Linked DNA regions of Homo sapiens: regions 1 and 3 are each linked to region 2. Evidence: chromatin loops called from intact Hi-C (ENCODE). Cell type or tissue: HepG2. All regions are shown on one strand.

The links. Hi-C counts contacts between places; a loop is a spot of excess contacts. Peaks named below come from ENCODE experiments on the same cell type or tissue, not always from the same donor. Only the 100,000 strongest peaks of a DNase experiment are listed, where the experiment ranks them.
Region 1: it touches region 2 in a loop (23-fold over the local background); 10 of 110 quality-filtered maps call a loop at or near these places.
Region 3: a loop joins it to region 2, with 20 times the contacts of the local background. A loop is called at or near these places in 11 of 110 quality-filtered maps.

Annotation. Positions count from the first base shown.
Region 1 is chr6:44,626,816-44,634,815 of GRCh38, reverse strand. No RefSeq gene overlaps it. Among named protein-coding and RNA genes, the nearest start is that of MIR4642, 200 kb to the right of the region's middle. RefSeq lists enhancers at 3,161-3,780, 4,403-5,023, 6,877-7,384, 7,385-7,892. In HepG2, a CTCF peak has its summit at 4,208 (motif pointing left); a DNase peak (open chromatin) is centred at 4,205; H3K27me3 peaks cover 2,933 bases.
Region 2 is chr6:45,710,488-45,718,487 of GRCh38, reverse strand. No RefSeq gene overlaps it. Among named protein-coding and RNA genes, the nearest start is that of RUNX2-AS1, 140 kb to the right of the region's middle. RefSeq lists a silencer at 3,462-3,756. In HepG2, a CTCF peak has its summit at 3,575; a DNase peak (open chromatin) is centred at 3,577; H3K27me3 peaks cover 453 bases.
Region 3 is chr6:44,589,225-44,597,224 of GRCh38, reverse strand. No RefSeq gene overlaps it. Among named protein-coding and RNA genes, the nearest start is that of MIR4642, 160 kb to the right of the region's middle. In HepG2, a CTCF peak has its summit at 3,571 (motif pointing left); a DNase peak (open chromatin) is centred at 3,564.

The sequences.
Region 1 (8,000 bases), 1.1 Mb after region 2:
TGAATGATCCAGTGTTGTTGATTATCTACTAGGTGCCAAATACCCCTTCTCCTTGCTCCTGACCGTTCATGTTCCCCTTCTCTGCTGGTTTGCTTCCTTCAGCCTGTACAGAAGTTAAAAGAAATCTTCTCTCGCCCTGCTGTCCTACGTAGTTCTTGCCATATTTTTGTCCTAACACAGGTGAATTTCTCATAAGGAAGCCCTGTCCACACTATCGATATTTCCTGTTGGCCCACTCATGATTCCCTGCCACCTGGCTTGAGTTCAGCTGCAGCCCTGCTGGGCATGGCTTATGCTGCTCGCCTGGGTTGACGGCCTCCGTCCTGAATCCCTGAATTGCTCATCACAACCCCCCACTTTAGTCCCCATCTGCCTCTGCCTCACTCACCCGGCTGTCTTCCCGTTTGTGGCCTCAGCTTACCCTTGGTCCAGCAGCTGGGCATGAATTATTAGTCTTTGACTTTGCTCCTTGTGCTTCCCTGAGGCAAACATCCAGCCCACGGGAGGCCAGTCTGTTTGGTGTGACCCCATAAACAGGCTCCTCTAAGCTGCCCAACCCTGAAAACAGGACACTGGAGCTCTTTCCTAAGGCTATGCTCCCCAAGAGCTCCTCTGGTTCCTACTTCAACAAAGTAAGGCCCATTTCCAGGACACTCTTACTCAATATCTCTGCAGGATTGGATGCTATTAGCCTCTCTCTCCTGACCAACCCTATAATAAGGGCAGCCATGGAGCAATATTAATAAAATAAACATGAGTTTATTTTATTTTTGAGAATGGAGTCTCGTTCTGTCACCCACACTGGAGTGCAGTGGCGTGACCTTGACTCACTGCAACCTCCATCTCCTAGGTTCAAGGGATTCTCCTGCCTCAGCCTCCCAAATAGCTGGGACTACAGGAGAGCACCACCACACCCAGCTAAGTTTTTTGGTATTTTTTTAGTAGAGACAGAGTTTCACCATCTTGGCCAGGCTTGTCTCGAACTCCTGACCTCAAGTGATCCACCCGCCTCAGCCTCCCAAAGTGCTGGGATTACAGGCATGAGCCACGGCACCCCTGTGACATGAGTTTATTTAGACAGGTCTTAGGTGCAGTACTCCGTTCTGGGACAGAGCAAGAGAGTATGGACCACTTACTTCTCACAAGAAGCCCAGCTCTATGGATGGATAATAAATCTAGAAAAAAAAAATTTCTGGCCTACTCCAGAATGTATTCATTCTGTCTTCACAGAATGTATCAACTTTCAAAGTGTACGTACCTTTTAACCCTTTCACCCAGCAATTCCAATTCTAGAATTCTACTCCATAGAAATACACATATCCATAAAGGTATGCGCACAAAGATACTCTGTTAAGTGAAATGTTTGGAATAACCTACTTGTCCATTGATAAGGAAAAGGTTATATAAATTGAGCTAAATGCATGCAATGGAATACTGGGCAGCCATTAAAACAATGAGGTAGATCTACATGTCATAACGGGGAGAGATTTCCAAGATACCATGTAAATCAGGGGTTATCAAACTAAGCCCCATAAGCTGAATCCAGCCTGCCACCTGTTTTTAAATAGCCTATAAGCTAAGAATGGCTTCCCCATTTTCAAATGGTTGAAATAAAATGAAAAGAAGAACAATATTTCATGACCCATGAAAATTACATGAAATCTACATTTCAATGCCCACAGATAAAGTTTTATCGGAACACAGCCATGTCCATTCATTCCCATATAGTCTACGGCTGCTTTTGCACTGCAACAGCAGAGTTCAACGCATGTGACAGAGACCATGGGGTTCACAAAGCCAGCAATATTCACTTTCCAGCCCTTCACAGAAAGAGTTTGCCAGTCTCTCTGCTCTCCAGTCTTGGTGAGAAGATACGACAAGAAGTTGGCCATCTGCAACCAGTAAGAAGACCTTCACCAGAACCTGACCGTGCTGGTACCTGACCTCAGCCTTCCAGCCTCCAGAGCTGGGAGAGATACCTTTCTGTTGTTTATAAGCCAAAAAAATACAGAAAGAAAAAGAAAAAGTTTGCCAACCCCTAATCTAAGTGATAAAAGGTGAACTATATATATATATAGTTTATATATATATAATTCCTTTCATAGAATACTCCCATAAAAATTATGCATGTTATGTAATATATATTAATTTTTATGTATGTAAATTAATAGAAGAGATGTCAGAGGCTGCACCCTAAACTGTTAACAATGTTTCCCTACGAAAGAGGAGCAGAGCTGGAGAGTGGTAGATAGGAGATGTTTTATTATTTATGCCTATATTTGTTTCATTCGGATACTGAATATATATATTTATGTTCTTGTTATTTGTGGTAGCAATATTCTATAAAATCAGCACAAGCACTGGAATAGCAAATACTGAACCATTGCTTCCAGGGGAAATACAAGGTAGGCCCCTGTGAGTCTCTGGTCACAACGTTTTGTCAACGGATCAATACATAACCTTGTTTCAGTGTGTTTCTGTTTAAAGACGTCTTACTTTCTGTAAGACACATCACAGCCTTCTCTGGCGCAGGAACACAGACAGCTCATCAGTGCTATGTTTAGGGGCCATTTTAAACAGTGAAGTCACCAACGAAAAGCACAAAAATGTGAAAAATGTGGCACTAAATAGACCACAGAAAGAACTCTTATTTACAGTTTGAGAGCTGGAACAGAAAGCAGAGCTTCACCTTGTTTGTCCCCAGCTGGAAATGCACCCACCGGTTAGGTGACTCAAATGTTTCGCTACTCTGCCCATGTCCGAGAATGACTGCAAAAGCACCACATGTGCTGATTTGGGGGTTACAAATACATTTTTGTGAGTAGCCAAATTTGCAAGTACAGAATTATCAAATAATGAGGATCAACTGTACATTTATGCATGTGAGACATATATATATATATACACACACACAGTTTCTATACTTAATAAAAATATGTATAATGTTTGCCCTTGACCATGCACGGAGCTGCCTCCAAAGTTGTCTTTTGGGCAGCATGCAGAGGGTCTCTAACCAATGCCTCTGACAGGCAGACATGGTCGAAATGTTCATTTTTACATGAGTGAGTCAACTTTTCAACAGGACCTCCATAGGGCAGAGACAGCAGCAAAGCAGAGAACATGTTAAGCCTTCCTCACACAGCGTCCTATCATCCAATGGCTGACTTCTTGGGTGTCTATGAACACTTTCTGCAAAGCCACATGGCCATCTGTGAGGCACGAAAATGCTGGCAACACACACAGGCCAGCCAGAGGCATATGATGAAGAGCTTGCCTCTCCTCACTACGGCGTCCTTTTCTTCATTTATACCACTCATTAATTCACACCATTCATTCGCGCAGCCAATGCATTCATTCTCCTCCCGCATTCTCTCCATCAATCCTTAACCAGGGCAGGTTTGAGAGGCACGGTGGCTTCTCTGCTTTGTTCTTCCCTTCCCTGGCACCACAGCCTTCCAAGGCTGAGTTGGAGCCATGACCATTATTTGAACAGCTTGATGGGAATTAGTTCCTGAATGGATACCCGACTGGCCACGTCACAGGAGTCCGCTGGCATGGAGTGAGCAATTTGAGTGGGATCCTGGCCAGTGGATGGTATGAACCCCCAACTCTCCACTCCCCTTCCCAACCTTCTCCCAGAGCTGCCAGCCCCACCCAGGGGCCAGGCATGGCTGGACGGGAAAGAGCACCAGACAGGGTGGGGTGAAGGGAGCCTGCAAGGCTGCCGGAGAGAGGGTTTTGTGCTCCAGGCAATATTGTTTCCAGGTTGAAATGCCACTTTTAGCTCTTCTTCTAAAATGAAAAATATAAATTCAGCACCACACATAGCACCAAATTATGCACATTCATCTATACTGTCTAACAGGTTTTTAATATCTTAGGCTTACCTCCACCTAGCTTCTCAAGAGTGCTGTGAGTTGAATGGCATCTTCCTACCACCCCCACCCTCCTATGGAGCTTATAGAATAGGTAAAAGGGACAGAGGAAAGATCAGAACCGCTCATCAGGTACAGTTGGAACTGAGCTCAAGGCAATAAAACAGGAAAAGAGACACACCCAGACCCACATTAAATTAACTCTCATCCTGATCTGAAGGCATCAGAAGAATACTCAGACCATGGAGGTAAGGATGTGGGTCCGTTCCTCCCAGCAAGCTGGACCCGCCCCGGCCCCCGCCCGAGCTTGGGGCTCATACAAAGCTCTGTTGCCATCTTGTGGTCAGCAGGGGTGAGCTTCTGAGCTCTGGCAACTTCAGGCTTTTCTCAGCGGGCTCCTGAGGGCTCTGGGGAACACAGCCCTTCCCTAGGCTGCTAGACATGTCTCCTGGGAGGCTGGGCCCTGTGTAGCTGCAGCAGAGTCTTCTCTGGGCCCCTGTCCCTCTGTCAAACTTCAGGTTTGTCCTGGCCTCACCATCCAACCCCCTATGATCCCTTCCAGCTCTTACATGCTATGTATGTAGTCACTATTTTGTTTAAGGCACTGTAGGGGACCAGGAGCAGCTTCTCCCCGCAGGGCACTGGGCATGGAATGTGCTCTGAACGGGCCTGAGTGGGGAGGAACCCCATGGCCCTTCCTCAGGGCATTTCCCAGTTCCTCCATCTTAGTGAGCAAGAGGGCCCGCAGAGGAAAATGGCTTTTTGTGCCTTGCCTCCATTACATTAAGACAGAATACAGCCTTTCCACATGTGGCCAGAGGGCCCAGGCACAGAAGGCCTGGAAGAGGGGAGAGAAAGAGAGAGAGAGAGAGAGAGGGAGGGAGGGAGGGAGGGAGAGAGAGAGAGAGGGAGGGAGGGAGGGAGAGAGAAAGAGATGCATGTGCTGCATGTGTGTTTCTGGGCTTGCATGTTTCTCTGTCTTTTTCCATACTAGAAGAGACAGGCTGCAGACAAGACCTGTAGAAGGAGGGAGGGGGACAGAGGAGCTCCTGGGCTGCCGGCCTCAGAGGAAGCTGAAGTGCTGCCTTATCTTCGTGAAAAGTGAGGCCAGGCCTTGGGAAATGATCAGTTCCGCTTCCCAAGGGCTCCCTCCGGACTGAAATCGGCAGCCTCAAGGCCGAGGTTTCAGCTCCAGGTGAAACTTGCATTGTCTGTGACAGCAGAGTACAGAAACCCACCGTGTCTCCCCAGCACCCCAGCAGACCCTGTTCCTTCTAGAATACCCCTGCTCACCCACCCCTCTGGTCTGCCCCTGGCCTGGAGGACAGGCTCCAACCCCATCCTCTCCCTTCCTGTCTCAGGCTCCAGCCAGGCAGGCTTCACCCCTCTGACTGTCCCTGACCAGCTGCCCCAGGGCTCCTGGAGAGACCTGGCACACAAGCTCAGGTGGGCTTCGATATGTGCTCCCTTTCAGATCTAGGAAGCCCAGCCCCAATGTGTCAAGCGGGGCAGTGATTGATAACCCCGGGAAAATTTGTTTTTCTTATTTTCCAGAGGAAATGTTGCCAAGACCAACCTAGAACAGGGTGAGATGGGAGGAGAGGGAGAGGGTACCAAGGGGCTGGAGTTGTCATCATTCCTCTCTGGGGGAAAACAAGCCCAATCTGGCTAGCCTAGCTGGTCTCTAGGAGCACTGAAAATAGTACATGAAATTTCTCCTTGTGAAGGATAAGGCAGGATTGCTATGTCCATTTTACAGAGGAGAAAACTGAGGCACGAGATATTTATAGGCATATATTTTATACATACATATATATGTCTATTTTGCCTTGCTACCGTTCCATCATCTTCCATGATCCCCAACAGCTCTGAGAGGCAGAAAGGCCAGGCTGACAGTGTCTCAGCCCACAAAAGAGGCTCTGCTACAACAGGGCTCCCTTGTTTCTGGCTGGAAAAGCTGTTAGTTGCTTGACTGCTTTCATTTCCAACCCACCTTCCCCCACTTTCCTAGCAGAGTCCAGTCTGGGCCTGGGCCTGACCCTCCTATGTGACACCTGTGCCTCGTGGGAATCCAATCCCAGCAGTTAGAGTCACTCAAACCTCCTTGCTTGGGTGGGGTTCAGAACTCTGGGCAAGCCAAGGGCAGAAGATGTTAGCCTAGTGGCTCCAATTGTCCAGTTCGTGGCTTCAGTTGACCCATTCAGACCAAAAGGAAAATGTTTTCCTCTCTTTCTCCCTGGACGTGACCAAAGAAGCAACTGCCTGAGTTGCTGCCAGCAGCTATCTTGCAGCCATGAGGGAAGTCAGCCTAAGGACAAAGAACTAGAAGGGGGCAGAGCAGACAAGGTCACAGGAAAACAGAATTGGCACCCTGATCAAACCCTACCTGAAGCCCTAACTCTGGGCTACTTTGAGATGATCTAATGCACTCCTTACGATTTTAGTCAGTTAGTATTGACTTTTCTCTTTCTTGTATCTAAAAGCATCCTAATGGGCACATTTGGATGGATGCACCTTTCCCCACTTCTGCTGTAAGAATTCCCTTTGCCTTCCTCCAGCCCCTGTCAGAGCCAAGTCAGCACACATTAAACGGGCCAGGGCAGACTAAATGTGTCCTCTGGACAATGCAAATGTCTCTTGTGGTATCTTAAGACTTTAAAAACTGTACAGGGAGCTGTGGCTTAGCTCAGTCCTGCTTCCCATTAGGATAAACACACCCCTCAGTGTAGGGACCCACGTACAGCTCCAGAAATAGCCTGCCCACCAGAGAAAATGCACTTTATTTGACAGGCTTCCCACAGCCATGTCATTATCATATAATCTCTTTTATCCACCCCTTTTCCCTGCCTGGAACTCAAATTGCATCTTTAAAATGTCTAAGTAGCAGTTTGGTGATCTTCAGCGATGCTATACTTGATTCTGAGCTGGGAAAATCAGCGTCAAAGGAGAAGTCTGGGTGAGGGGCGAGAGGAGCGTTTTACATCCAATTATTTTTCTTTGAAGAAAGAAGAGTTGAAAATACATCACAATGTACATTTCAATGTCCACGGTTCCGCTTTCATCCTTGAAATCCGCCCTCACAGACCTGGCCTGAGCACCTACTGGGCGCAATGTTTTGCCCTTAGCACTAGGTGGTGATTCTTACTTCTGGCTTCCTTCTCACAGGGCTGGCACAGCCCTGCAGGAGCGTAGATCCCCCGGGGCTCCAGGGGAAATCAGGCAAGAGGCAAAGAGGCAGACCCAGGAAAAGAGTGAAGGAATCTGAAAAAGCTACCTGCTAAGGGGCAGCATCAGAACCACTGGGGAGGGGGAGGGGGAGCGGCTCAGGGCGGTCAAAGACAGTGTCAGAGTGAAACAAGGAAAGAGCTCTAGAGGAAGCAGGAAGTACACCACACACACACACACACACACGCCACACACACGGGCACACACATGCACACATACACACATGCACATGCGCACACACGGGCACACACGTGCACACATGCATATGGACACGCACGCATGCGCACGCACACACGTGCACACACACACACGGGGATGTTGAGGGCTGAAGACTTCTGGGTTCACTGTGTGGGAGGCTGGTGAGCTCCACTTAGCCAAGGCTAACTCTCGGAGCAAAACTGGGAAGCAGGCGGGGTTTGTCTCCTGTGCCCGGCCCACCACCTCCTGCTTCATGCCCTGCTTGGGTGGAGCCTCCCCGCAAGGGGAGTTCTTCCTCTTTCCAGTACTGAAGACCTGCTCTAGGTCCCTCCTGGGCTGAGTGACAAGCCCCAGCTCCACGTGCTGAGGGGAGGATCGGAGAGGCAGCCTGGGAGTGGGGCACTGGGGTGGCTTTCTAAAAGGAAACAAAGCCTTGCTTGTGCCAAGTCCATTTCCAACAGCACACAGGAGGCCTTGGTGGGAGGCCAGAGCACGGGCCCTCTCCTCCCCTGAGCACCCGCCCGTACCAGCCTCTGTGCTCACACTGCCTCCTTGCAGCCTCACAAGGACTGCACATCAAGGAGGTCATTGGCCCCGATTTAAAGATGAGAAAACTCAGGCTGAGAGAGGTCAGCAGGATTCTAGTTCAGGCCTTTCTCTCCCTCAAGGCCTGCTTTGTTCCTCTACCTGCCCTGCTTGCCT
Region 2 (8,000 bases):
GAATGTAAGCATTATCCCTATTAATATCTTTCCAACAAAAGCCCTGTGCTCCCCACCCCTGTTCCTCTATGATCTCCGTTTATTAATGTCGCAGGCCCCTCCCCTGTCAAGCTGTCCTCACCACAGACTCTCATTCCAGCCTGATGTCTACCCTCTGTAGAACACACTTCCTTGGCAAGCATTTAATGCAAGAAAAAAAAATCCTCCATCATCATAAATTGTAAAATCAAACAACTGAACACCGTCCCCTGGGAAATAAATTCTGAAGAGTTAAGAAGGGAAAAGAGAGGGCTATGATTATTTTAATCCTATTCCAGATGCCCAGGTACTCTCCCCAAACAAAACCCAAATTAAACATGAGCCTTATTCAAAGGGAAAATGACAACACAAGTGCAGAAAACAACATTTGGCAAATAGTAGATGCTCAATTAATGTTTATTTAAAAATAAGTAAGTGCATAGGTACAAAGCAACGCTGTGCACCATGTTCGACCAAGCCCCAGCCTGACCAAACAAAGTAAGTTATTGAAACCAGAGTCCCCACACTGAGAGCATGCTCTGCTGTTCAAAAGCGCCTTCATGCTCATTAGTTGCTATGACTAATGCAGCATATCGAAGCTTGCACCTGGCCTCGAAGGGATGTACCTCTCGGAGGTCCCTCAAAGAATGGAATAATACAGACACCCACAAACACTGAGAAAATCCTGTTCTCACAAGATTTTTGAACCATCTAAAGACTTTAAGACCTCTATCCTTACTACAAACATTGCTGAGATTAGGAGCACACTGATTCATGATCAAAACTGGAGTGAATAAAGACCTCTTTTTTACCACCACCAACAACAAAAAGTGTCAGAAGGGTACTGACATTATAAGGTGGATACTTCAGATGTAGAGGTCAAAAGGGCAAAAATGTACCAGCCAGAAAATTTCTTTTACTTAGTCAATCGAACCCTGTAGTCAATGACAAAGTCATGTATCTCTCTGGGCCTCAGTTTATACATCTGTAAAGTAGGAACAAGGAGGTTGGCTCCACCTACGTACAAGGGTTCTTGAGAAAATAAAATTAGATTGTGTGAAAAAGATCTTTGAAAAATCAAAACCTATACACATAAACCAGCCACAATAAGTAAAGGACAGAAGATGTGAAAACCAAGGAGAGATCATTCTTGGTTTTGAGTTAAAGGAGGTGTCCTTTCCCAAGACGGTACCAGGTAATAGGAGCAACAGCGATGAGGTCATCACAGGTCATGTCCTGTCATCAGAGGCAGCGTATCACAGGGTCAGGGCATACTGCCTAGGGTCAGAGCCTCCACCGTCCTGGGTGTGAATACCAGAGCTGCCATCTGCAAGCTAAATAATCTCATGCTGGTCTTTGGCCTCCCAGGTCCTTTGCTTACTTGCCTGTAAGGTGGACTAATATCTTCTCCCTCCTAGAAAACTACTGTATGAATCCAATGAGGTAACTGAGGCCAGAGCATGCAGAAGTGCTGCACAGATGTCAGCTCGGCCTGAAAGCACATCCTTCAAAGAGAACATTCCACTCTCACAGACCCTCTGAGCGGGAGAAGGAGCTTCCTTGCAGCTTCCTGTGTGAAGTTTTCTCAGGTTCTGCTTCATTGCTCTGGGTTTCCTCCCACCACCCTCTCTGTGGCACCTCCACAGCCTCGGAGGGTCGCATGCTGGGAGGCAAATGGCCCTTTGCCTCATGCCCTGTCCCCCACTGTTGGAGGTGGTGCCCAGAGGGAAAGAAGAACAGCCTGGTATGGTGGCTGGCAGCTGGTGGCTGCCTGATCCGGATGCCATCTCTGGCCCAGATGGCTCTAACATTTTCCAGTAGCCCCCAAGCAGTGCCCTAAGCAAAAGCGTGAATCAGGTGAGATTCTCCTGCATGGTTTTCCCATCTACATTTCAGTGTCCTCCCCTCAACAAGGCCCAGATTCCCCCAAAAGTGCTGTACTAACTTGTTCACTCCTGACCACATCCTCCCATCAAATCCTCCTTGGACTCATAACTCTAAGACCCAGAAGGAAGGTAGAGATCATCTCATCTGGATCCTAACCTGGGTCCCTGAGCCCCCTAAATGTCCTAGCAGGCCATAACGGGAGTCCTAGAGGTATTCTTCGTATTTTTAAAGCCATTCATAAGCATATGAGTGTGCTACACATGAGACCAGACAGGCTAATTATGCCTCAGGTGCTTTGCTTTTGGATGGAATTATATCCACTCACTGTGTTCATTCTAGTTAGCTGGTGTTAAAGATTCTGATTACAAGTTTGTCATTTTAAATGTCAACAATTCCTCTTTCAGTAAATGTTGCTTGTGTCATAGACAGGCTTTTTTGTCTAAAAAAGAATCAATAGAGGAAAAATAATAAAAGGGCTCCTTTGAGGCAAAGAGGTGGAGAACCAAATCACCTCCCCATTTTACAGATGAAGACATGGAGTCCCAAGTGTTTCCCAAATTCATGCGGCTACTCTGGGGCAGAAGCAAGAGTTTAGCCTTGGTGTTTTTCCTCCTGCTCCAGCACTGCTTGTACAAGCTGTTCTGCCACATCCCAGGTTCTGTCCTCTGCTCGCAGCCCTGCCAATTATCAAGCAGCACCTAATAAGAAAACTACTGTCTCATTGGCCAAGTGATGTATATATGTCAACAAGTCTTTCCTAGAACTGTCCTGTCCATCAAGTAGCCACTAGACACATGTAACTATTTAAATTTAAATTAATTACAATTAAATACAATTCAAAATTCAGTTCCTCAGTCACCCTAGCCACATTTCAAGGACTCAGAAGTCACATGTGGCTGGTGGCTACATATTAGACAGTGCAGACATGGCTCATTTCCACCATTGTGGAAATTTCTACTGGGCAGACTGCTGTAGATGCACTTGACTCTAATAGGGAAGGCCCCAGCCCTGTGACTGGGGAAGACATGAAGGTGCTTCTCATGGTATCAGGCTCCCTGCCTGGACTTATGGTCTATGGATCACCAATGACCTGGGGCCAGACCATTTCTGACCCCATTCCCTGGGGTCAGTTGCAACTGCAGTAAGTCCACCCAGGTCAGAGAAGGAGATCTTGCAAGAGAAACAATCAGAAGGATCACCTTCTCCTTAGACAAGCCCTGTGGTTTCCATGACCAGAAACCACGTTCAAGGTTCAATCACTCTGAATATACATGTCACTCTGTCACATGAGAAAGAGCACTAAAGGGGAGTCGGGAGAGGTGGGGTTCCAGCATAAGTGTTGCCTTTTACCAGCTGTGTGCCTCCAGCAAGGCCCCCCTCTCTGGCCCTCAATCCCACACTAGGTAAACAACCCAATCTTCTGGAGTCCTAAAATTCCACACTGACCCCATCATCATTTCATTCCTCTCTCTCTGGTGTCTTATCTTTCTTGGATGTGTGTGCATTTACAGAATGTTTCATCTTAATCAAGGAAATAATAGAGAAGGGAGGGGAAATTGCCTTGGCGACTCCAAAGTGTGTGTTAACATAGAGAAAGAGCTCTGAAAACCTTCTAGGGCAGCAGAGGCTGTAAGGGTGCTGTTTTCCATGCAAGAATCCAGTAGAGGGGGATGTTGCATAGAGGCGAATTCCTAACAGCCTTTGCCTTCAGCTTGTCATTGTTAGTGCCCAAGCTCAGAGGGGAGGAAATGTCTTTTTCGTCCTTGCGGGACCTCACATCTACTCTCTGTGTACCAGGACTCAATAAGTCTCTAAAAGCCTCTGGATGGACACAGGAAAGCCGCTGGTGTTCTTTCTGTGCATTTAACCCTAATGAATTTTCCCTTCCCATTTCCAAATTACAAAATCAAAGCTATTTTCTCAGGTGCCATATTTAGCAGCTGTCAGAAGTTGGAATCTGGCAAGATCAACAACTTTTGAATAGCTCAAAATTCGCTAAAGTCCCAGATGGGTTTTCCCCTTCTCTGCCCTCCCGCTCCCTTCTCAGAGCCAGCTTTCAGAGTCCACCTCGGGCGCCTGAGACCCAAGCAGTGTGCCTCTTTCAGTAAAGCATGGTTTTAAGGAAATAAAAACACATTTCCCTTTCACATGCCTCATTGCCTTATTTTCCCTCTCATTTTGACAAAATGGGGCTCTGCAGTCCTCCTCCTCAGATGAAGGCTGATTAGCAGCCACGGTCACTAATCTCTCACCATCTTCTTCTAAAAATGAGACTCACCCAGCCTCAGCACAACAACTAAGAGCAAAAGGTTCATCGGAATTTCCAACTCCTGTGATTTCTCCCTTTGGTTCTTCAGAGATAACGGTGAGAGTGAAAGATGTAGAGATGAGAGTAAGACACGCAGAGAAGCCCTGGCTATGAGCGCCCATAGTGGGCGTGGGGCAGCAGCCCTTGAAACTTCACAGTGAGATTCCACAGAAGGGATCTTTCCCTTGTAAATGTCCCACTTACGGCTTAAAGTTCAAGAAGGTAGGCCTGGATCCAGCCTCACCAGCCTGACCCTATGCCAGGCTTTCTGCAGCACTGGGAGGGAAGGGTGGAGAATGCTGAAGACAGAGATCTCCGGCAGTCACACCTTTCATGGAAAACAGAGACACCTGTCTTGATAGGTGAAGCTGTGGATGGTGGCTCAGCTGCTGTCTCAAAGAAAATGTCTGTGATAGGTGGAGGGAGATTTTGTTCCCCAAGGTTGGTTCTCCAAGCTGAATAGACAAAGGTGCAAGAAACAGGGAAATTCTCAAGCAAAATAAGTTGTATTTGCCGGAAAGTCTATCTGAGTGAGAATTCTCAAAATATTTTCTAAAGCTCCGAACTGTTTGGAGAACGTAGCCACAGTATATACAGAAATAAATGCCCCATTTTCATTAGAAGAGCCTGTGTGTATAAAGGGACGCATCCAGGCTTTGGGGCCAGACATTGGTTCAAATCCCAACCCTGTCACCTTCTACTCAGATAACCTCAGACAAGTCACCTAGAACCACTGAACCTCCGTTTTCTCATCTCTAAAATGTAATGGCACCTACTTTTACAGACTTATTGCAAGGAATAAATAAGATAATCTATGTAAAAGCACTCAGGGACCAGGTGAGGTGGCTCACCCCTATAATCCCAGCACTTTGGGTGGCCAAGGTGGGCAGATTACCTGAGGTCAGGAGTTCAAGACCAGCCTGGCTAACATTATGAAACCCCGTCTTTACTAAAAATACAAAAATTAGCCGGGCATGATGGCGGGTGCCTGTGATCCCAGCTACTCGGGAGGCTGAGGTGGAAGAATCACTTGAACCTGGGAGGCGGAGGTTGCAGTGAGCCGAGATCGCGCCACTGCACTCCAGCCTGGGTGACAGAACGAGACTCCATCTCAGAAAAAAAAGCAAGCACTCAGCACCATGCCTGGCATATAGTCAGCACTCGCCAGATGTTAACTGCTATCATTACATTGCTAATAAAATAATACCACAACATTCTTCTGAGTGTAGAGGTACAGACATACAAGAAAATCCTCTCTTTCTACAAGAAATTTCCTCAGGATTATAATTCTGATGCCTGTATGACTTAAGACTAACCCACAAGAAAATGTCATGGGGGACTGTGATACATACTTCCTAAAATTTGTTTCCTGTTCTACCCAACAGCCCTTGTGTTTTTGGAGTTCTAAAACTGAAGCCATGTGGTCAGTATAAATGGCAGAGTATTAATCAACTGAAAATAAATATTTCTGAGATCCAAGGGCAATAAAACCCTGTGGAAGCACCCACCCCCTACCCATTACTCAAATTCAGACACAAAGAGACTGCGTCTGTCTTCATCCTCACCATGATGACCCTTCATTTCAAGCAATGGAATATTTACAGCATCATAGTGGAGCTTGGGGTACAAGTGGGGCATGGTGCTGATAGCCCTGTGTTCGGTGGGACACTGCCCTGGTGGTGGCAACTGGTGCATGCTTCAGTTCTCCTCCTTGATCCTCAGCCACGCTCAAGTCGGTGTTTGCTGCGCAACTCAGCGTCGCTGCTGCCCCTGCTAATGAGAATTACATTGTCATGTAATAAGTACCTTCCTTGAGTCCATGAAAATAAAAAAAAAGTCTTAAAAAGAAAGGAAGAGCATCATTTCCACGTTTGAGGACCTCAAGATTGGTTAGAAATTAACTATGACACCTGCCCCAAGTGGTCAAGATGTTGTCCAATAATAAGTTGTCACCAGGCTGGGTGCAGTGGCTCACGCCTGTAATCCTGGGATTTCGTGAGGCTGAGGTGGGTGGATTGTCTGAGCTCAGGAGTTGAGACCAGCCTGGGCAACACGGCAAAACCCCGTCTCTATCAAAATACAAAAAATTAGCCGGGTGTGGCAGCATGTGCCCGTAGTCCCAGCTACTTAGGAAGCCGAGGCAGGAAAACTGCTAGAACCCGGTAGGCAGAGGTTGCAGTGAGCCGAGATCGCACCACTGCACTCCAGCCTAGGTGACACAATGAGACTCTGTCTCTAAAAATAAAAATAAAAATAAAAAAGTTGTCACCAATAATTGAAAAGTGGGCTAGTTTATTCATTCATTTCTAATCAAGCAGATGCCACAGTGTTATTTGATACTAACATCTGATCTTTGATACTAATATCTGACCTCTCACTTCAAAAATTGGGAAATATTTCTTCACATGGTTCCTCTGACACCGTGAGCCAATGGCCTCTTGCTGGGCACTCATGAGGTATAGAGCCTAACATTATTAGCTTAATAATAACAACTTTTAAAAACCTAGAGAACAATAAAATGAATAAAGTGCCTCAGATATTGCACTTAACTCCGTTCCCTAAGTCAGCAGCTACAACAATGCTGGTTTGAGTTGATTGATCCAGTTCATGGGCAGACCTGAAGCCGGCTCAGCCCCACATTTAGGTAAGATCCGAGGGGCGCCAAGAAACTTACCCTTGGTGGTGGCATTCCAGTAAGTTATTCATATTTTGAGTGAAGGGAGTGGGAGTTTGGAGCTTTGTTTGTTTTACCTTTTTGTAAAGCAGTGGAAACCCTCTTTCAAACAAAATCTCTGAGGGCCCCTATGTAGACGATACTAGCGCATTCTTAAGTAGTATTTACTGTATGCCAGATGTTTTAACTCATTTAGTCCAACAATTCTACAAGGTAGATACAGTGTGCTGTTACTGTTCATACTTTACAGATGGCAAAATTAAGGCACAGAGAAGTTAAATGATATGCCCAACATCACACAGCTGTAGGTGCTAGAGCTGGGTTTCCATCCTGCCTGGTCTGGCTCCAGAGCCCACCCTTTCATAGATCACACTGTGTGACCCCAGTATAGAGTGTTTTTAAGGAGGCGTATAAAATCAGAACAGCTCTGGCTGGAGCTCTGATAGAGGGCGGAGGGTTCCAAGCTTTCTATAGTGACCCTCAGGTACATCCAAGGAAGATGAGGACTTCAGGAAACCAGTGGATTAAGACTTTATCTACCTAAGATCACTTTAAGATCACATTTACTTCTTGAGGAGTAACAAATTAGTGCATTAGTAGGAATCTATTTCCAATTACCAGGGTCTTTAGAGAATGAAACTTAGGTAAGTGGTGACTGGGAGTCCCTGGCTACAGGGCAGGGATATGGAGAGCACACGGGTAGAGGGAGTGCTGGACTCGAGTCTGGACAGTAGGAGGGGAGGGGGCTGAGAGAGGCAGTGCCTCCAGGACAACCAAGCCTCTACTTGACAGGCAAGCTGGAGGTCAGGCTAACAGCAGTGCTTGTGACCAGTATTTGAAAGGGCCTCCGGGCAAGCCACTCTCTGGGTGCTGAACACTAAACAGCAGGTTGGTCCCTGGCAGAGGCATAGCGTGACCAGAGCCGTGGGGGTGGGTGAGGAGAACAGTCTGACGTGAGAGTGTCAGGGCTCCCCCCATGAGGTGACACTCAAAGTTTCAGTTTTTATCTTGATAAAAAGTTTGCAATTTTCACAATTGCAGAACAAATAGAACCATGACTCATATTTCACAATTTGCCTGGCAAATTCACTATGTGATCATGTTTCTGACAAC
Region 3 (8,000 bases), 1.1 Mb after region 2:
AAAAAAGAAAAAGAAAAAGAAAATTGTACCCTCATACACTGCTGGTAGGGGGAAAAAATTGCCACAACAAACCCTGATAGAGGGCACTTTTGTATCATCAAAATGTAAAATGCATATACTCTTCGACCTAGCAATTCCACTTTTAGGAATTTATCTTTCAAGTATATTTGAAAATATGCAAAGTGACATATGTAGAGGATGTTCATTGCATTGTTATTTATAATAGCAAAATGTTGGAAACAAGCCAAATGTCTGTCAGTGAAAAACTGGTTAAATAAATTGTGGTACATCCTTACAATGCCATACATCTACTCAAAAGAGAGAGAATGATCTTGATGTTCTTTATCCTTGTATAAAATACTTCCAAGTTGTATTAAGGGGAAAAAGCAAGATGCAGTATAGAGTGTCAGTATTCATGAGAAAAACAAGGATAAAAATAATGTACATCTCAATTATCTTACAAATGTACAAAATAAAATCTGAATGGAAATAATGAACTAGACACAGTGGGTGCCTATGAGGTGAAATGGGAAGTGGACAGACAGAGGGCATGGGTGGGAGAGCATCTTCTTACTGTATATACCTTTAGATATTTTTTAATGTTTTAACTATATATATCTATATATATATATATATATATAATCTATTCAAAAATAAATAAAAAACAATACAGAAAGAGAAAAACAGAACCAGCATTTAAGTGGCTTAACCATAAAGGATGTGGCTGGTAAATGTTCACATTTCAAAGAGGAGCTCAAAACCAGGTTGAGCAATGCCAGCCTGGTTGAATGAGGGCAGCTTTGGGGCACAGCATTTCTTTGGCCATTTCCCTTCAACCATGTTTTATGCAATCTCAGTGGTTTTATTACCACTTGCCTGCCTATCCAGAGCACACCTAGAACCAGGTACATGAATCCCCAAAGACATTTGCGTGGTTCTACCTTCCTGGTGTTGTGTGCCTCACACAAGGGCACCCCCTCAACTCCAAAGGGTCCCAAGTCTGCTTTGAGGCTAAGGATATGGAGGGAGGAAGGAGTCAAGATTCTCCTTAAAGCACTCCCTTCTTTCTTTCCTTCTCTCCCCACCTCGATCTGACCTTCTGCCTGGCTCTCTACACCAAGTGGGGGGCCCTCTTCATTTCACCCTATTGCCACCTCTCTACTTGCACTTAACCTCCCACCGTCCCATCTGCTTATTCTCTATCCAGTTACGTGACCTGGGGTAAGTCACTGTTGCAATTTGCTCACCTGTAAAATGGGAAAAATGAAAATGATCTCCCAGGGTTGTTAGGAAAAGCAAGTGATATTGGATAACTCCAGGAGCTGCATTGACATAAGCGGTTGCATTAATCTAAGTAATTAGTCCTAGCAGCCACAAACATCAAAATCTTAGTGGCTTGGCACAATAAAGGTGGATTCCTCCCTCAGGAAAATTCCAGTGCAGGTTGGGCAGCCTTTCTCCATCTTGCAGTCCAGCTGTCTGGACCACATGGTCTCCAGGGTTCCTGCAGCAGGGGAAGAGGGGAATGGAAAAGGCACACTGGCTTTTACCTGCCTCAACCCAGAAGAAACACACATCATTCTGCTCGTGGTCCCTTGGCCAGAACTAACCCCATGACTGACCTTAACTCCACAGGAGGCTGGGGAGTCCAATGGCACCTGGAATATTTGGAGAGCTCTATCTCTGCCCCAAGTTTCTGCCACCACCCTCATCGTATCACCCCCATCAGGCTGCATACTTTGCCACCCATAAAAATGTCTAATTTTTCTCTCCTGAGGCCTGGGCAGCAGACATGAAAAATGAAATGAAGTCCAAAGAGATCTCCTCACCCCACCTGCCCCATTTGCTAGCCTTCAGGATGTCAGCTTGTCACCTGCTGTCCCCTCCTCTCCAGCCCTTGATTTGTTTTAACTGGGGTAAGGCACAGCCGGGAGTAGACTTGAGTGACCAGGTTTCACCAAGAACCAGGTCAGCAGGACAATGGTGTAGGGACCAGAGTCAGAGAGATTGGCTGGGTCTCTTTGACCTTCAACTCCCTTGACGCAGTGGCCATAGTCGCTTGGCATTTGTGTAGGACTGTGAGGTCCTGCGGGGCTGTAAGACACCTTGTTTCATTATCCCTTCCCCACAAAACTCCAAGTGACTCCCATTAGGTGCAGGCTTTAGTCAGAACCCAGCCAGGGGAGCCAGGACAAATTGGGGACAGGGCAGGTCCTTCCTTAGGCTGTCCCTCTGTCTGCCAAGGGCACTTTCCCATTTGGAGGCCAAGAGTGTAGGTGAGAAACAAGAAACCAACATGTCAAACAGATACAGCAGAGAAAGTCCAGGCAAATTCTGTCCCCCACCCCCTCCCAGCTTCAGTCCTCACAGCCCCTCCTTCCCAGAATAGCCTTGGAGGAAAGAGATGGGTGGGGAAGGCAGCTTTCCCTCCTCCTAGGGCTGCAGCTGCTGGCTGGCCCCAGGACGGCAGCTGCTAGGGGCTGCTTCCTCTCCTGTGGACGGGGTGGTTTCTGTCAGTGAGTGTGGGAGGACTGCCCTCCCTCCACATCTCAGGTGACCTCTCTGACCTCCTGTGGCCCAGACCACCTGAGCCCTGCGGCCCTCTGCAGACCCTTTTCCTCTAACAGCCGAATGAATGAAATGGCTCCAGGCTCATCCTAGAGGAATGTGGAAAATGTTGCTTTGTTCCTAAGTTCCAGAGACTCCTGGGAGGTGTCCATCCTCAGGGCTTCCCTCCCAGGGCTACCCTCCCGGGGCTGTGGTCTTCTTTTGGGACCCCTCATGTGACTCCCCCAGCTCCTCCTCCCTTCCTCAGCCTACCTCGAATCCCTGCCTGCCATGGGTGGCAGATGAACGTGAAAAGATACCAGCCCAGGATGCAACAGGAACCAACACCACATCCAGTATGAGCCCTCGCTGCTCCAGAGGGGCTGAATGCCAATACACACACACACTCACACTCACACTCGGTCACACAACACTCAAAGGAGTCTTTATTTATTTATTTATTTAATTTATTTATTTAAAGATGGGGTCTTGCTCTATCACCCAGGCTGCAGTGCAGTGGCATGATCATAGCCCTTTGCAGTCTTGAACTCCCAGTCTCAAGCGATCTTCCTGCCTCAGCCTCTTGAGTCGCTGGGACTACAGGCGCGCACCACCACACCTGGCTGATTTTTTATTTTTTGTAGAGACAGGGTTTCGATATGTTGCCCAGGCTAGTCTTGAACTCTTGGCCTCAAGCAATCCTTCCAGCTTGGTCTCCCGAGTAGCTGGGATGCAGAGGAGTTTCCTGTGGGCTGTCCTTCCCCTTAGGCCTGGCTGCATCTGTTCTTCCTGTCAGAGCTACATCTCCACGACCACATCTTCTGTCCTTTCTAAGATTTCTTACCCCCTATCCTCTTACATGCCAAGGGAAGATTCCAAATTCCTGGGTTTGGGGGAGGGTTTTGTTTGTTTTTTAATTACCTAGAATGATAGCTCTCTCACACATCACAAAGAGGCAGACTAGCATGACGGTTACCAGTACACAGACCCCTGAGCCAGACTGGAGGGCTTTATATCTCAACTCTGCCACCTGCTGGCCATATGACTTTGAACAGGTTACTTAACCTCTTTTGAGTCTCAGTTTCCTTATCTATAAAATCAAGGTAATGATATTACCTACCCCACAGGGCAACCACCCTTTGAGGATTAAATGATATAATGCACGTAAGCCACCATAATAGGCTGGACAGTGGTCCCCCCCAAAAGATATGCCCACATACTAATCTCTAGGACCTGTGAACATGAACTTATTTGGAAAATGGGTCTTTGCAGATGAAGTTAAGGATATTGAAATGAGATCATCTTGGACTGTCTGAGTGGTCCCTAAATCCAGTGACAAGTGTCTTTATGAGAGACATACAGAGAAAGCCATGTGAAGACAGAGGCAGAAGGCTGGGCACAGTGGCTCACGCCTGTATCCCAGCACTTTGGGAGGCTGAGGCAGGAGGGTCACTTGAGGCCAGGAGTTTGAGACCAGCTTGGCTAACGTGCCAAAACCCCATCTCTACTAAAAATACAAAAATTAGCCAGGCATGGTGATGTGCACCTGTTGTACTGTTACTTGGGAGGCTGAGGCAGGAGAATCACTTGAACTCGGGAGGTGAAGGTTGCAGCGAGCTGGGATCGAGACACTGCACTCCAGCCTGGGTGACGGAGTGAGTCTTTGTCTCAAAAAAAAAAAAGAGAGAGAGAGAGAGAGAGATAGAGATTGGAGTGATGCAGCCATGAGATAAGGAACACCTGGAGCCAAGCTGAGAAAAACCTTCCACTTTTCCCTTAGAGCTCCGGTGGAAGAATGGCCTTCGGGTCGGACAATGGCCTGCCCACACTTGAGTTGGGCTCCCACCCTCCAGAAATGTGAAGAATAAATGTTTTAAGCCACCCAGTGTGTGGTAATTTGCTGTGGTAGCCCCAGGAAACTAACACAATTACTCCAACAGTGCTTGGCACATAGTAAATGTTCAATAAATGTTAGTAACCTTTATTATTGGCCCTAACTGTTATTGGACCTAATTGTTATCTGAACCTAACTTTTCATTAAAAGTAATAATGACGGGGAAAAGAAAAACCCATCAACTGTTTTGCTAAACTGAAGGGACATCTTCCCAGGTCTCACCCTTAGCAATATAAAGACACCTCCTAAAGCTTTGAAATTACATTGTTTTCAGAGCAAATCCTTAGATTGGGCTCCCTCCCTCACTCCCCAGGGGTTGGGCAGGATCTTCCTTCCTGTCACATGTCCAGAACCCTCCAGTCCATTTTTTGGTCTAGAGGCTGGACTGTTGGTCTGGGTGGGGTCTGATGAATTTTATTTTCCCCATCCCTTTATTTTCCCCATGCTCCAGCTGAATGAGGGGACTTGCTATCTCCTCTGCATCCTCTAATGCCTTCCTGTCTCCCTGCTGCATCCACAGGGTTTCTGGAGCCTGATATTGCCCCTAATATTTCCATGTGCTCCAATGTTACCCACGTTTTAAGGCCCAGCACAGATTCTGTCCCTCTATGAACCCTACAGAAGAGAGAATACAAACTCTCCTGCCTTCTCCTGCCTCTCTTTGGGCACTTACATCTTTCTAGTACAAGGTCAGTCTTCTATTCTATGTTGATACCAGCAAATCACTCCTCAATAGCTCTGTCTCCAAAATAAGGCTAATCATTTCTTCTGCTGTGAAAGGGGTGTGAGAAAAGCTGATATGTGCCTAGAATCCCACTTATAGAGGAATGCCTGCAACTTCCACACAGTTTTAACTGAGAAAGTTCACATAACTGCAAAGCATCTTAACATTATTTCTCAAAGTTATCTTATATGCACAATCTCATCTGAAGCATTTAACAACATTATGGAGAAGGCAGGCAGGGATTATTGACCGTCTTTAACAGACTAGAAAACTAAGTCCTAGAAAGATAAATATTCAACTAATATTTACTGAGCACGTTCTATGTGACGGGTATCGAACCCAGCACAATCACATTATGTTTTCTCAGGAGCTCTTTGAGTTAGGTAGTTAAAAGTATCAGAATCTAGAACACTAAATCCACTGTGAGTGTAGAACAAAAGTCACAAAACCCAGGTTTGGAGATGATCCCCTGTGGGTATTTTCATGAGTAAGTGCTTGGGCCTCAGTTTTCTTACTAATGAAATTGGATTTATAGTTGTAGCTGGTTTCTCTTGCAGGTTTTGTTTTGTTTTGTTTTCCTGCTAGGAGGCCCATGATCTTGGGATTGTTTTTCATGGGTGATGATATCATAACTGCCCCTGCCCCTTGCCCATGCAGGCCTGGGAGAAGAGTAGAGATGGAAACCTGAACTGTCATTCCATCTCAGTCACCTATGAGCTATGTGACTTTGAGCAACTCTCAGTTTTCTCACCTATGAAATGGGAATTCAGTCTCTCCTATTCAGCACACAGGTCATTGGTGGTTGAGAATAAGAAATGATCTCATGTCTGTAACAATGCCTTATTTTAAAAAGACAAAAAAGGCCAGACAAGGTGGCTCACACCTGTAATCCCAGCACTTTGGGAGGCAGAGGCAGGCGGATCACTTGAGGTTGGGAGTTTGAGACCAGCCTAGCCAACACGGTGAAACCCTATCTCTACTAAAAATATAAAAATTAGCCGGGCATGGTGGTGCACACCTGTAATACCAGCTGCTCAGGAGGCTGAGGCATGAGAATCACATGAACTCAGAAGGCAGAGGTTGCAGTGAACTGAGATTGCACCACTGCACTCCAGCCTGGGCAACAGAACAAGATTCCATCTCAAAAATAAATAATAAATAAAATAATAAAATAAAATAATAAAAAAAGACAAGAGACACCCATTGCATCCATTTTAATGATATCACTTGCTCTGTCTTTGCTGCCGTAAGAGTGTCCAAGGATGAAATTGCTACTTGGAAAGGCTTAGAGATTCCAGGGTCCTCAGACCCCACAAGGAGCAGGAAATGGCACACACAGCTGAAGGCAGGTCATGGGGTAGAGCAATGAGCCTTGCACATGGCTTTGATTTCCAACAGTTTGCAACAGAGATGATCCTTGTGAATGCAGTGGCCTCACCAAAGGCTTAAGGGGCAGGATGCTGGGACTTGACATGGAATTCAGCATTCTTGAAGTTCTGAAACTGACACTTCTTATGTTTCAAATCCTCTCCCTTATTTCCTATTACCCTATTCTTCCTTGCTATAATCTTACCTATTAACTCAGAAGCAACAAAATTTAAAAGGGACACAGAGTTTCAAATAGTTCCAAGGTGGTCAGAGTTTTAAATAAACCACTCAATTTCCCCTTTAAAAAATTTTGTTTTACATCCCAGAAAAATTGTATTTTTTTTCTTTCAGCACTTTTTGATTAAAGTCAGATTGACTGGGTGGTTCCAAGATGGCCAAATAGGAACAGCTCCAGTCTATAGCCCCCAGCGTGAACGACGCAGAAGACAGGTGATTTCTGCATTTCCACCTGAGGTACTCGGTTCATCTCACTGGGGCTTGTGGGACAGTGGGTGCAGGACAGTGGGTGCAGCCCACTGAGCGTGAGCCAAAGCAGGGCGAGGCATCGCCTCACCTGGGAAGTGCAAGTGGTCAGGGAATTCCCTTTCCTAGCCAAGGGAAGCTGTGACAGATGGCACCTGGAAAATCGGGTCACTCCCACCCTAATACTGTGCTTTTCCAGCAGTCTTAGCAAACAGCACACCAGAAGATTATATCCCATGACTGGCTTGGAGGGTCCCATGCCTACGGAGCCTCGCTCATTGCTAGCACAACAGTCTGAGATCGAACTGCAAGGGGGCAGCGAGGCTGGGGGTGGGGCGCCCACCATTGCTGAGACTTGAGTAGGTAAAACAAAGCTGCCAGGAAGCTCAAACTGGGTGGAGCCCACCACAGCTCAAGAAGGCCTGCCTGCCTTTGTAGACTCCACCTCTGGGGGCAGGGCATAGCTGAATAAAAGGCAGCAGAAACCTCTGCAGACTTAAATGTCCCTGTCTGACAGCTATGAAGAGAGTAGTGGTTCTCCCAGCATGGAGTTTGAGAACTGAGAACGGTCAGAATGCCTCCTCAAGTGGGTCCCTGATCCCTGAGTAGCCTAACTGGGAGGCATCCCCCAGTAGGCACAGACTGACACCTCACTCAGCCAGGAACCCCTCTGAGACGAAACCTCCAGAGGAACGATCAGGCAACAACATTTGCTGTTCAGCAATATTTGCTGTTCTGCAGCCTCCACTGCTGATACCCAGGCAAACAGGGTCTGGAGTGGACCTCCAGCAAACTCTAATAGACCTGCAGCTGAGGGTCCTGACTGTTAGAAGGAAAACTAACAAACAGAAAGGACATCCACACCAAAACCCCATCTGTACGTCACCATCATCAAAGACCAAAAGTAGATAAAACCACAAAGATGGGGAAAAAACAGAGCAGAAAAGCTGAAAATTCTAAAAATCAGAGCGCCTCTCCGCCTCC